Regions from separate parts of the Homo sapiens genome. Here all the other regions are linked to region 3. A link is a contact called in ENCODE Hi-C data. All regions are on one chromosome and are shown on one strand. Each heading gives the region's core, a stretch centred on a gene start or an enhancer-like site at or near the end of the contact. The rest is flanking DNA. Distances are from core to core; before and after follow the strand shown. Region 1 holds the start of RNF44 (ring finger protein 44). Region 2 holds the start of HIGD2A (HIG1 hypoxia inducible domain family member 2A). Region 3 holds the start of CPEB4 (cytoplasmic polyadenylation element binding protein 4).

Region 1 (3,831 bases), core at 585-3,084, 2.6 Mb after region 3:
GGAATTGGTCCTAGTTGGCCTCCTAGGCCCAAACTCCCCCAAGCCATAACTCCTGTGGCATCAGTAGCTGGAGGAAATCACCTAATCCCGAGTCTCCAAGCCATACAGGAGGCTGGGAGAGCACTCTCTTTCAGGCACCCATCTTTAGCTCTGTAGTACAGAGAAGCAAGCAAGGCCCAGAGTTGGAGCTAGCAACTTGCTCAAGGTCAAATAGCAAGGGTGGCCAGGTGGCCTCCCCTAACAACTGCTCTGCCCGTCCACATCTCCATGCTGTCCTATCACGGAGCTCTGTGTGAACGGGTCTTGAGAGTCCCGTCGCTGAGCCCCGTCCGCCCCAGGCACGCAATGCATTTTGCAGTTAACATAACCCCCCACACCCACCCATGAGAGCCGGCCAACCCCTTAAGTCCAGTGCCCCAAGCACCTACCCTGACCTTGGTCTAAGAGCCCCAGGGATCTGTTTGCAGGAAGAGACACTCCCTTTTGCAGATAAAAACAAAGTCAGACCCTGGGGGCATGAGCAGACTCAGCCAGGAAGAGAAGCCCCCCTTCCTACTTCCCCACACCCCACCCGAAACAAGCAGGCTCTGCCCAGCGCAAGCAGAGCTTCCCAACGTGTGGTGCCTGGAGGCCGCTGAGGGCCGGACCACCAGACTAGGAGAGAAGACTCCCTAGTGACCTTGGTCAAGGAAATCCCTTTGCTTCTGAGCGCCTCAGTTGGCACAGCTATAAAATGGGGGTGGAAATCTTTCCTTCCCACAGCGCCCAAATAAAACCAGAAGAGTCCAGAAGAAACCAGGTGGTCACACTAGTGGGGGAGGAAACCAGGGTCCTGGGGAAGGGGGGGCTCCCCAACGCGGGCCAAGTGCACGCTGTGGGGCTCTGGGAAGCTTACCCAGCCACCCCTCCCCAGGCATAGTGCTGGGGGGCCGAGGCGCGGACACAGCCCCGAGAGGGGCCTCCCTCGTCCGCTTCCTACTCTTTTGCGCCGCTCTCGGAGGGACACCGGGGGCGGGAGGCGAGACTGCAGCGCAGGGGCCAGAACGCTGCGACTTTAAGAGCCGAGGATCCCGGACCATGTGCTCGGCGTGAGACAAAAGCAACAACAAAGGAAGTGGCGGCCGCAGGGGGAGGGGGGCGGCTCCTTCCTCTCCAACCGCAGCGCTCAGCTGCAGGAGAGGGGAGATACGGCCCGGCCACGGGGGGCCTTGGGGGGGGTTCCTGATCCCTGGGGTCTCGCTGCCCGCAGTCTGGACCGCCCGTGATTAACCCCTACGGAGCCACCTAGATCACGGCCCCCATTCCCAGGGGAGGGGAACAGAAGGTCCATGGGTGGGGGAATAGGAAGTTGGGGGCCCTGGCACCGACTCACCTTTGGCCGCCCGGCCACACGTTGACTCCTTTGTTCCCGATCTAGGACGGCCAAACTGGGCAGGGGGCGGGGGAGGGGGGGGGTGCCTGTCTGGATCCTTTAAGAGCTCCCGCCCTGCGGAACAATGTGCTCCCCTCCCCACCCCCGGGTCCGGGGGCAGCCCGGCTCCTTCCGGGGCCTCTCTCTTTGTTGTCCGCCCGACGGCGTCTGCCTCGCGAGGCCCACGCGCGATCAGTCTCTCTCGGCCCAGGCCCTCAGGGAGCGGGAGGCGGCGCAGGACGCAGCTGGGTCTGCGCGGCAGCCGGCGGCTGGCCCTTTAAGAACTGTCCGCGGCGGCAGCGGAATGTAACAAACCCCACATTTGATTCACAACATTCGAAGCGGCGGGGTCGCGCGCCAGACGGGAGGGGGCTCGCGGGGGCGCGCCGGGAGGCTCCGGCAAACAGTAGCCCGCTGCAAGCCCGCAGGGGCCCCGCCCCGCGCCGGGAGCTCCGCCCTGAGAGCCAATCACTCGCCGCGACCACGCACGTGACTAGTGGGCCACCATCTTGAATTTTTTTAACCTCCTCCTCGCCCCCACCTTCGCACTTAAAGGGACCGCAGCCATAGTCAAAAGCAAGGGGCGGGGCCGCATATCCTGACATAAAGATGGGGAGACCCCAGGGTGGGCAAAACCGATCGGCTGCAACTCGAACTTGCTATGCAAACTCGCTAACTACTCGCGCCTCTGAGGCTCAGTTTCCCTGCCGAAGAAATGGGTCCCGCCAGGAGAACCGGCAGTACGGACTTACTGTGTCATGGTCCCCTCCTCGGGGACAGGGTGCCGCCTGAGATACTGAAGTGCAATGGGTCTGACCTCTGACGGGGCGAGAGCGGCCCAAGTGGTTATGCTGGCTCTAACAACCCTGGGCCGGCCACCTTCCCGGAGATGACGTCACCCCCAAGAGCTGCAGCACCGCGCTGACATCATGGCCCGGCCGCCCCACTTCTCCTTGTTTATACTACACGGCGTCTTTAAAAAGCTGGTACGGCCCAGATTGCCCAACAGACCAATGGCGGACCACCCATGCAAACGAGCTAACGTCTGCCGGGCAAGGAGATTGGCCCTGCTCGCGCTGACGTCACAGAGACATTTAACCGCCACGCCCCCAGCGTGGCGGTGGAGGAAGAGAGGCGGGGAACAGGTTGTAGTTTAAAGCAAAAGTGCAGGCGCTGGGCGCTCTAGCTGCTAGGCTGGGCTTGAGAGTTTGGTGTCCCCGCGGAGACCTCCCTAGCCAGGGAAACTGGGAACTAAGCCCAGTGAAGCGTCTATACTTTAGTTTTCTATTCCTCTCAGCAGCTATGAGACGGAGGGATTACTATAGCCAGTTCATTTTACAGATGGGGAAAGTGAGGGCCTTCCCTTACTCCAGATCACACAACTAGAAGTGTGGCGGAGCAGGAGTGTGAACCTAATCCAAAGCCGAGCCTCGTTCTCCTTTGCCTCGAAGCCCACCCACCCGGGCAAAATTTATACAAAATGGGGTATTACCTCCACCACAATTATATAAGCAGAAAATCAGTAATTTGCTAAATATCCAAGAGCTGGAACAGGTCGAATAATGAATATTGGGTGCATGCATATAATCAATAACGACTCTTGGGCAGTTACCACAAAGAGGCAGCTGGAGGCGACACGGGGCTATCTCCAAGACAGCCATAAACAAGGCGCCAATGCAAAATGTTAACATCTGTTAACCTGTGTGGTGGGCCATGGGGCAGGGGGATGGGGGGCTCATTTTCTATGCTGCTTTGGTATATTTCGTAATCCTAAATTTTATATAAAAATTGAAACCAAGATGCTGAACAGTTCTAACAGTATGTATCAGGTTTCTTTAATTGGACATATGCCACATCTGCATATATTTCTGGAAGGGTATACAGGAAACTGATTAACAATTGTCCTTAGGGAGAACTGGAAGGGAGAAGTTGGGTCAGTAGGATAGACTATTGTATATATTGCACATTAGCTCTTTTTTAAAAACCCTATGCATTATAACCCACTGAAATTTTTAAAGAAAGCTATTATAAAGACTATGTCTTAAGTCTTTTAAGCCAGAAAACCTTTTGTTCCCTTAGAATCAGAAACCCCCTTTCAGCTTGGGGAACAGACATGTTTATGGCAATGTTTAGACCAGCAATGATCGTATCACTGTGCAACACAATGACTGAAGATGGAACTGAGCCGGCTGTCGGCAGATCTCTAAGCAACACAAGAGCAAGGTCATGATGCAGTGCTATCGATGCTCCCTGGAACGCCAAACTCTATCCATCACAGTTAAAAATTACATGTGCATGAGAATAAGTGTGGCTATACAAGGTTATGTCTTTACCCAGTTCCTTATCATCAACTGTTCCTTTACCTCCAATGTCTCCTTCAACCTTTTGTTTTCCCCACCACATAAAAGCAATTTGAAAAC
Region 2 (3,618 bases), core at 639-3,138, 2.5 Mb after region 3:
ACAAGCTCTTTAGGCCTCTCCTCTATGTCCACCTCCATGGCCTTCACCTGCAGAGAACAGAGCCCTTGAGACCAGAAGGATCTTTGATGAGGGAAAGTTATAGACTCCTGCTTATCCCAACACAACTACTAACCCATAAGAATCCCTGCCCACGGTTAGGTAGAAGTAGGTAACAATGAGAACTAATGCCCTGGAGGCTTTTTCTCTCTCTCTCTCTTTTTTTTTTTCTTTTTCTTTTTGAGACAGAGTCTCATTCTGTTGCCCAGGTTCAAATGCAGTGGCACAATCTTGGTTGACTGCAACCTCCCCCCGGGTTCAAGTGATCTCCTGCCTCAGCCTCTCAAGTAGCTGGGATTACAATCATGCGCCACCATGCCCAGCTAAATTTTGTGTTTTTAGTAGAGATGGGGTTTTGCCATGTTGGCCAGGCCGGTCTCAAACTCCTGGCCTCAAGTAATCCGTCTGTGCCTTTTACCCCCAACACAATCTTGGTGACAAGGACTTTGTGTTTTGTTCTCTATTAAATCCCCAGGGTGCTTAGGATGTGACATGTTCTCAATAAGTAGTTAACCTAATGAATGGGCTTCGCGAATGAATTTGTTCCATTGCCTTAGGCAAGTTTCTTTTTATTCTTTCATGCCAGAGGAAAATGGCACTACCATTTCTTGAATAAATGTGAGGCTACAGCCACACAGTTAGATAGTCCCTAAGGCAAGGAGTGTTATACCCATTTTATAGATAGGCAGGCAGAGAAAGATGAATTGCTTGCTTTTCTTTTGGGAACCTGGATTCTTTTAATAGTTGTTGAAGCCTCCAGGGGGCCAGGCGGATCACTTGAGGCCCAGCCTGGCCAACATAGCGAAACCCTGCCTCTACTAAAACCACAAAAATCAGCCGGGTATGGTGGCACACGCTTATAATCCCAGCTATTTGGGACGCTGAGGTGGGATATAGCTTGAACCCGGGAAGGAGACTGCAGTCAGGGAAGCCTAGGGAAGCCTCAGACCAAGGATGATTGAATAACAAAGAAAAGGTGTAAGTAAAGATCTCCAACTCTTAGGGAGTACTAATTAGGAAAGTTAAGGGTAGAAAAAGATAAATTAAGGAAAATACCGTTGAGATGCTAATGGGTTAATTTCAGAGAAAAAAGACTGAGTAGAGGGGGTATGGGGAATGTGTGCTGGGGAGGGAGTGTGACGAAGGTCGTAAAGAGACCCTTGCTCAACGTCAGTTGAGCGTTCTGACTGTGGGGAGGTCGAAAACTCGGAAGGGCCTGAGGGAAGGAATGGGCAGTACCACGTTCTGACACCTAGGTCAGTATGGCGGGGGAAGAGTAAAGAAGACAAGGACCGAGACCCTGCCATGTCAGTACCTTTCTCTTACGGAGGGGCACCGCCCTGTTGGGGTCCACAGCCAACCCCATCTCGGCCAGGTTCTGCCGTACCGATTTAGCGTGGTCCCAGGCATGTCGGATGTGGGAGCTACCGGCAAAGAGAGACATCGCGGATCCGTCATCTCGCGGACCGTCCCGGCCGAGGCCCACGGCCACCCGGAACCCCAGCCCCCTCACCATTCGATCCGCGGCGCTGCCTTCCGTCGAGCATTCCGGTTCAGACGCTTTCGGTTGACACTGTAACCAAACTTCTGCCTCCGGGTTTTGCCCTTGGCCTTGGGCATCGCGCTGACCACCGCACCAGCAGCTCAAACACGCTGCCTCTGTCTCTCAGACCTCGTGTAACAAACTCCTTCCGGAAGGCGTGCACAAGGCTTTGCGGGCATTTGGGGAAATGTAGTCCTTTTGTAGCACTACCGTGCTGAGCACTACGACTCCCAGGATGCAACGAGCATTTGCGCCTGCGTACAAGGCTCAATTTATTCGTTTCCCCGCCCCTTTCATGACCTTCACCGGGAGGCTGAGGTCGGAGTCCCGATTTTCTCCTGCTGCTGTGGCCCGGACATGGCGACTCCCGGCCCTGTGATTCCGGAGGTCCCCTTTGAACCATCGAAGCCTCCAGTCATTGAGGGGCTGAGCCCCACTGTTTACAGGAATCCAGAGAGTTTCAAGGAAAAGTTCGTTCGCAAGACCCGCGAGAACCCGGTGGTACCCATAGGTAAGTGGGTGCGGTAGGAACTGCACAAGGAGAGGACAGTGATGTCGGAGGGAAGGAAGTAGAGAAGGACCAGAGCGCTAGCGGGGAGCGGAAGGAGAGCGGACTAGAGAAGAGACGAGGGGGCGGGGCGGTGAGGGGCGAAACTGATTGGAGCGGGAGCAGCGGGTTTAGGGGGCGGGATTTGGGGCCTAAGATTGGGAGGACTCTGTAACTAGGAAGACCTCGACTCGACCTACCCTCGCCGCCCTCCCTCCGCTGTGATCCAGAGATCTTGGCTTTGGGGAAGCGAGACCCAAAGCGGGGAATGACCTGCGGGGCCCGACCTGCTGTTTCCCAGTTGCTTTGTCCCCTCCTCAGGTTGCCTGGCCACGGCGGCCGCCCTCACCTACGGCCTCTACTCCTTCCACCGGGGCAACAGCCAGCGCTCTCAGCTCATGATGCGCACCCGGATCGCCGCCCAGGGTTTCACGGTCGCAGCCATCTTGCTGGGTCTGGCTGTCACTGCTATGAAGTCTCGACCCTAAGCCCAGGGTCTGGCCTTGAAAGCTCCGCAGAAATGATTCCAAAACCCAGGGAGCAACCACTGGCCCTACCGTGGGACTTACTCCCTCCTCTCCTTTGAGAGGCCCATGTGTCGCTGGGGAGGAAGTGACCCTTTGTGTAACTGTAACCGAAAGTTTTTTCAAAAATCCTAGATGCTGTTGTTTGAATGTTACATACTTCTATTTGTGCCACATCTCCCCTCCACTCCCCTGCTTAATAAACTCTAAAAATCCACTTGTATTTAATTCAGTATCATCCCCATGGTTTTTGGTCTTTGATTTTGGAGGAAACGGACTTTGGAGTGGTGCTTAGAAATCGTGTAGTCTAGTGATTCCCGAACTTTCCTAGTAACAGCCACCCAGGGCACTTTGAAAGCAGAGATTTGGCCAGGCGCAGTGGCTCACACCTGTAATCCCAGCACTCTGGGAGGCCGAAGCGAGCGGATCACCTGAGGTCAAGAGTTCAAGACCAGCCTGACCAACATGGAGAAACCCCATCTCTACTAAAAATACAAAATTAGCTGGGCGTGGTGTTGCGTGCCTGTAATCCCAGCTACTCGCGAGGCTGAGGCAGGAGAATCACTTGAACCCGGGAGGCGGAGGTTGTGGTGAGCTGAGATCGCGCCATTGCACTTCAGCCTGGGCAACAAGAGCAAAACTCCATCTCAAAAAAAAAAAAAAAAAAAAAGAATCTCAAGGTCACTCCTTGAGATTCTAGTTCAGTGGGCCTAGAGTAATGCCATTTGAAAAATACTGGTCTAGCCAGCAGTTTTTCAGACTTTCAGTAGGACAACCTTCCTTCAGATGAGGCCTCCCATAGTCGGGTCAGAGGCAGAGGGTTCTGCCCTCCACTCCGCATAACCTCCTCACCCTGCTCCCACCTCCCTAGAGTCTATGGGGCTCCACTGATCTAGACCATCTAGTTCTTTTTTTGAGACGAGTCTCACTGTGTCAGCCAGGCTGGA
Region 3 (3,702 bases), core at 871-3,370:
TGGCTGCCATTTTAGCCACTGATAATTAGTAGCTCTGAGGGACCCTAAACCATCTTCTGGGCATGGAACATTCATTTGTTCATTCAATAAATGTGTTCTGAGTTTTGAGTCTGCTCTGTGCCAGACCCTCTTCTGGCCACTGGGGACATAAAGATAAATCAGACACAACCTCTGCCCTTAAGAAACTAACCCACTGACAACCAGCAGTAATTAAAAGAGAGCAATCTACAAGACATTAGAGAGAGGGCCAGTCAAGGAAACCATTCTGGCGGAAAAGACACCTGACGGAACCAGCTAAGTTTCCAGGCATGTCCAGTTGTAGGGAATAAACAGCAGGTAAGACCCAATCTCTATGCTCAAAGAATCCATAGTAGAGTTACAGAGACAAGACTCATGCTCATGGCACAATGAAAGAGAATAAAATCACCGATTGAAGGCCCTCAGGTGTTCTACACGGAAGTGATGGAGGATTGACAGACTGAGGCAGAAGTTGAGACCATTAGAGGAAGGCTATGGAAATGAAATGGAAGCCACCTTTGTTCATACTATTTTTCATTAATCTTGGTATCTTTTTTTTCCCTCTAGTTGTGCCAGTTACTTCTGGCTCTACCCTGATTTCTTTGTTCATTTTTCTTCCTGCTAAAGGAAAATACTCACTTATTTAACATATTTAAAGCTGTGCTGAGAGCAAAGCATTATCCTAAGCCCTGATGGTGGTCATAGCGTTGGGAATGTACAAAGATAAACAGGACATTAAAGCCCTTGAGTACCAAACATAATGAAAAGTCTGATATGTGAGCTCCAAACCAAATGGCAAAAGGAAGGAAATAATTAATTCAGACTTGGAAACAGGAGTGAGGGGTGGGGGGTGGGTGACGGGTGGAAGGGGTGGCAGTGGGTTGGGGGGCTGTCACTCAGGGAAGACTTCATTGTTGCTGGTTTGTTCATTCACGTTTTCAGGATTCATTCACTGATGTCTCCTATCTACAATGTCTGCTCCTGAAAGAGCCCACGGTCCAGCACAGGTCTGGAAGACATAAACCATCACAATATAGTGTGAGAAACAAGCACGAGAGGTACACAGGGCCGTGGACGCTTATAAGAGAGAATTCAGAAGATGCTGTTGGTGGCTTTTGAACTGATTCCTAGAAATAAATAGGAATTTACCAAAGGAGAAGAGTGGAAAGGACATGTAAAAAGGCATTGAGAGTGTGTTTGGAGGGGGAAGAGGCACTAAGATATACCACCCATTAGGTAGAAAGGCTTGAATACCAGACTAACAAGTTTGGCCTTTATCTTCGAAATAATGGGCAACCATAGAAGAAATCGGAGCATGTGAGGGTCAAGATAAAATTTTAGTTTTGGAATTTTCCCTCTGGTATTGCGTGTAAGGTGTACTAGATCGGGATGATACGGGGGCATAGCCACAGACGCCTCAGCTGCATCTCTGCACCTGGGAGACTGCACCAGATGCGAGCCTAGCAGAATGGGAGAGTGGGAGGTGCGGGTGAGCGAATGGAAGGTTAAGGGAGAGTCCCTCGTGAGGTCTACATTCTGGGCAAGGGCAAACGCAGTTCTAGGCACCGCACAGCTGCTGGCAAGACCCGCCTCCCCTTCCAGATCCCTCTGGGGCGGAGCTCGGGCCAGAGCACGTGATGCTTGGAGCACCACCTTTACTGTGGGCACCCTTCTCATTCATCCGCGGTTTCACGGGCCGCCACTTCGATCTCCAACACCTTGACCGTATGCCTTCGTGAGCGAGGAATCCGTTCTCCTTGACACGTCCCTATTGCTCCTCCTGCAAAGCCCAGTTAGGGAAGAGAAATATCAAAGGAGTCCCTTGCCCACACAAAAGATGGCGACCTGCTGCGCTCACTCTGGGTGGGGGAAGCGGGTTCCAGGCGCCGGGCCTCACTAGGCGAGGCGCAGACGGAAGAGGCGTCTCTGGAGGTAACTTTTCGACCTTCCTGGGAGTAGCTCTGAAGCGAGGGGGCGTGGCCTCGCCTGAGTTCTAACAGATGATTGGTCTTCCGGCAGGTAGGTGGGGAATGAGTGCTACCCCCACCCCTCCCTCTTCGAACCGGAAGTGTCTCTGGGTCTTTCCAGCTGGTTGTCATTTCACTCGGCTCGGTCCTGAGGAGAAGGACTCAGCCGCGGCTGCGGGACCCGGGCACCGGGAGGCGGTGGCGGCGGCGGCGGCGGCAGCAGCGGCGACAGCAGAGGAGGAAGAGGAGGAAGAAGGAAAGAAAAAGAAGAACCAGGAGGAGTCCTCAACAACGACAGCGGGGACTGCGGGACCAGGGTAAAGCGGCGACGGCGGCGACGGCCCAGCAACCGTGAGGAGAAACAAAAGCCTTCTAAATTATAGTTTAAAAAAAAATTCTGGGGGAAAAGAGAGAGAAAGCCGAGGGGGGAGGCCCTTCTCCTTTAAAATAACTACGGTAGTGGGTTTTTCCTTTTTTTCCTCTTTTTTCCCTCTCTGCGGAGAATCGAACTGAGGGAACTGAACAAACCGCCCCTGGGTCCCATGAGGGAAAAAAACCCCGGAGCCGCAGAGAGGGGAAGAGGCAGAAACCGCAGGACCTTCCAGGTCGCCCCCTCGGTCCCCGCACCCCCAGGCCGCCCGCTCACCCTCGTCGAGTCTCGCTAATCCCTCCTGATCGCGACCCCCGCAAGAGGGAGAAACGGGTGTTTCCAACCCCTTTCATGGGGGAGAGGAAGCCGCGGGGAGCCCAGGAACAGCGACCGCAGCAAGATCTGCACCCGGAGCCTCAGGAACAGCCCCAGAGGCCAAAACTGCACCCTGCGAAAGAGCAGAAAACAGGACCAGGAACAGCAGAAACCTCCCTGCAATCATCTTTCCATTAGTCAATGCTGATTTCCTCTCCCGAAACCAGGAATTCACTTCCCACCCCAGATAACCTAATATAATCTATATATATAAATATATAATATATAATGTTCTTAAATTATTCCTGATTTTTTTTTAACCAAGCTGCCAAGAAAAGAACGTATTCCCCTCTTAGTCCTATTCTAATTTTTATGTGAGTGAATCTAAACTGCTGAGGAAAACCATATGTGATTGTTAAATTATATATATCTATATTTTTACTCCGCGCAAGGCTTATTCTTCTACATCCATAGATGCTTGAGAAGCTCTGTTTTTGTCATTCATGTACATTTTCCTTTGGAAAAAGAAAGCGCCTATTTTACTAACCAAAGACTTGATTTTTACCCTCTTCATTTTTATTCCCTCCTAAAAATAAGCCCAATTGGATCCAAGTCAATGTTTTAAGAGATTTTTTTAAGAGTTGTTTTTTCTTTCAGAGACCAGAATTCCAAATCAGAACAATTTAAGGTGATAAGCTGCGATCTTTGAGCTAGCTATAAATAAGACATTTCAAGCAAGCAAGCAAACAACTTAAATTTGGGGTAGAGGAAAAAAAAGGCGTGAGACATCAGGTTGTCATTTTTTATTGTGAGATTCTGCTCCTAAAGATAATAAATGGGGGATTACGGGTTTGGAGTGCTAGTGCAAAGCAATACTGGGAATAAATCTGCTTTTCCAGTCAGATTCCATCCACATCTGCAGCCTCCACACCATCACCAAAATGCCACCCCCAGCCCTGCTGCTTTTATAAATAATAACACAGCTGCCAATGGCAGCAGTGCTGGGTCAGCTTGGCTTTTTCCTGCTCCAGC

The links. A loop is a pair of places that touch in the nucleus more often than their neighbours do. Pooled maps may share reads with other maps.
Region 1: a loop to region 3 is called in a pooled map, with 16 times the contacts of the local background. The contact joins the promoter of RNF44 here to the promoter of CPEB4 in region 3. A Hi-C loop is called at or near these places in 3 of 37 single-sample maps with no recorded cell type and 9 of 50 pooled maps.
Region 2: a loop to region 3 is called in a map of sigmoid colon, with 6 times the contacts of the local background. The contact joins the promoter of HIGD2A here to the promoter of CPEB4 in region 3. A Hi-C loop is called at or near these places in 1 of 168 maps with a recorded cell type or tissue (sigmoid colon), 2 of 37 single-sample maps with no recorded cell type and 10 of 50 pooled maps.

What each region holds. Positions count from the first base shown.
Region 1 is chr5:176,535,568-176,539,398 of GRCh38, forward strand. It overlaps RNF44 (ring finger protein 44), which reads right to left and starts at 1,835. Exons shown (of 11, transcript NM_014901.5): 1 at 1,373-1,835. It overlaps LOC124901143 (a long non-coding RNA gene), which reads left to right and starts at 2,362. Exons shown (of 2, transcript XR_007059071.1): 1 at 2,362-2,556; 2 at 3,491-3,730. RefSeq lists silencers at 1,329-1,518, 1,599-1,858 and enhancers at 1,969-2,408, 2,649-2,828.
Region 2 is chr5:176,386,863-176,390,480 of GRCh38, forward strand. HIGD2A (HIG1 hypoxia inducible domain family member 2A) reads left to right here and starts at 1,889. Exons shown (of 2, transcript NM_138820.4): 1 at 1,889-2,111; 2 at 2,469-2,899. The coding sequence starts at 1,958. The coding sequence ends at 2,635. It overlaps NOP16 (NOP16 nucleolar protein), which reads right to left and starts at 1,736. Exons shown (of 5, transcript NM_016391.8): 1 at 1,571-1,736; 2 at 1,373-1,481; 3 at 1-47. The coding sequence starts at 1,677. It also overlaps a transcript of ARL10 not described here. RefSeq lists enhancers at 1,040-1,723, 1,375-2,574, 1,847-2,166, 2,367-2,586, 2,408-3,091.
Region 3 is chr5:173,886,229-173,889,930 of GRCh38, forward strand. CPEB4 (cytoplasmic polyadenylation element binding protein 4) reads left to right here and starts at 2,121. Exons shown (of 10, transcript NM_030627.4): 1 at 2,121-3,702. The coding sequence starts at 3,506. RefSeq lists an enhancer at 1,628-1,867.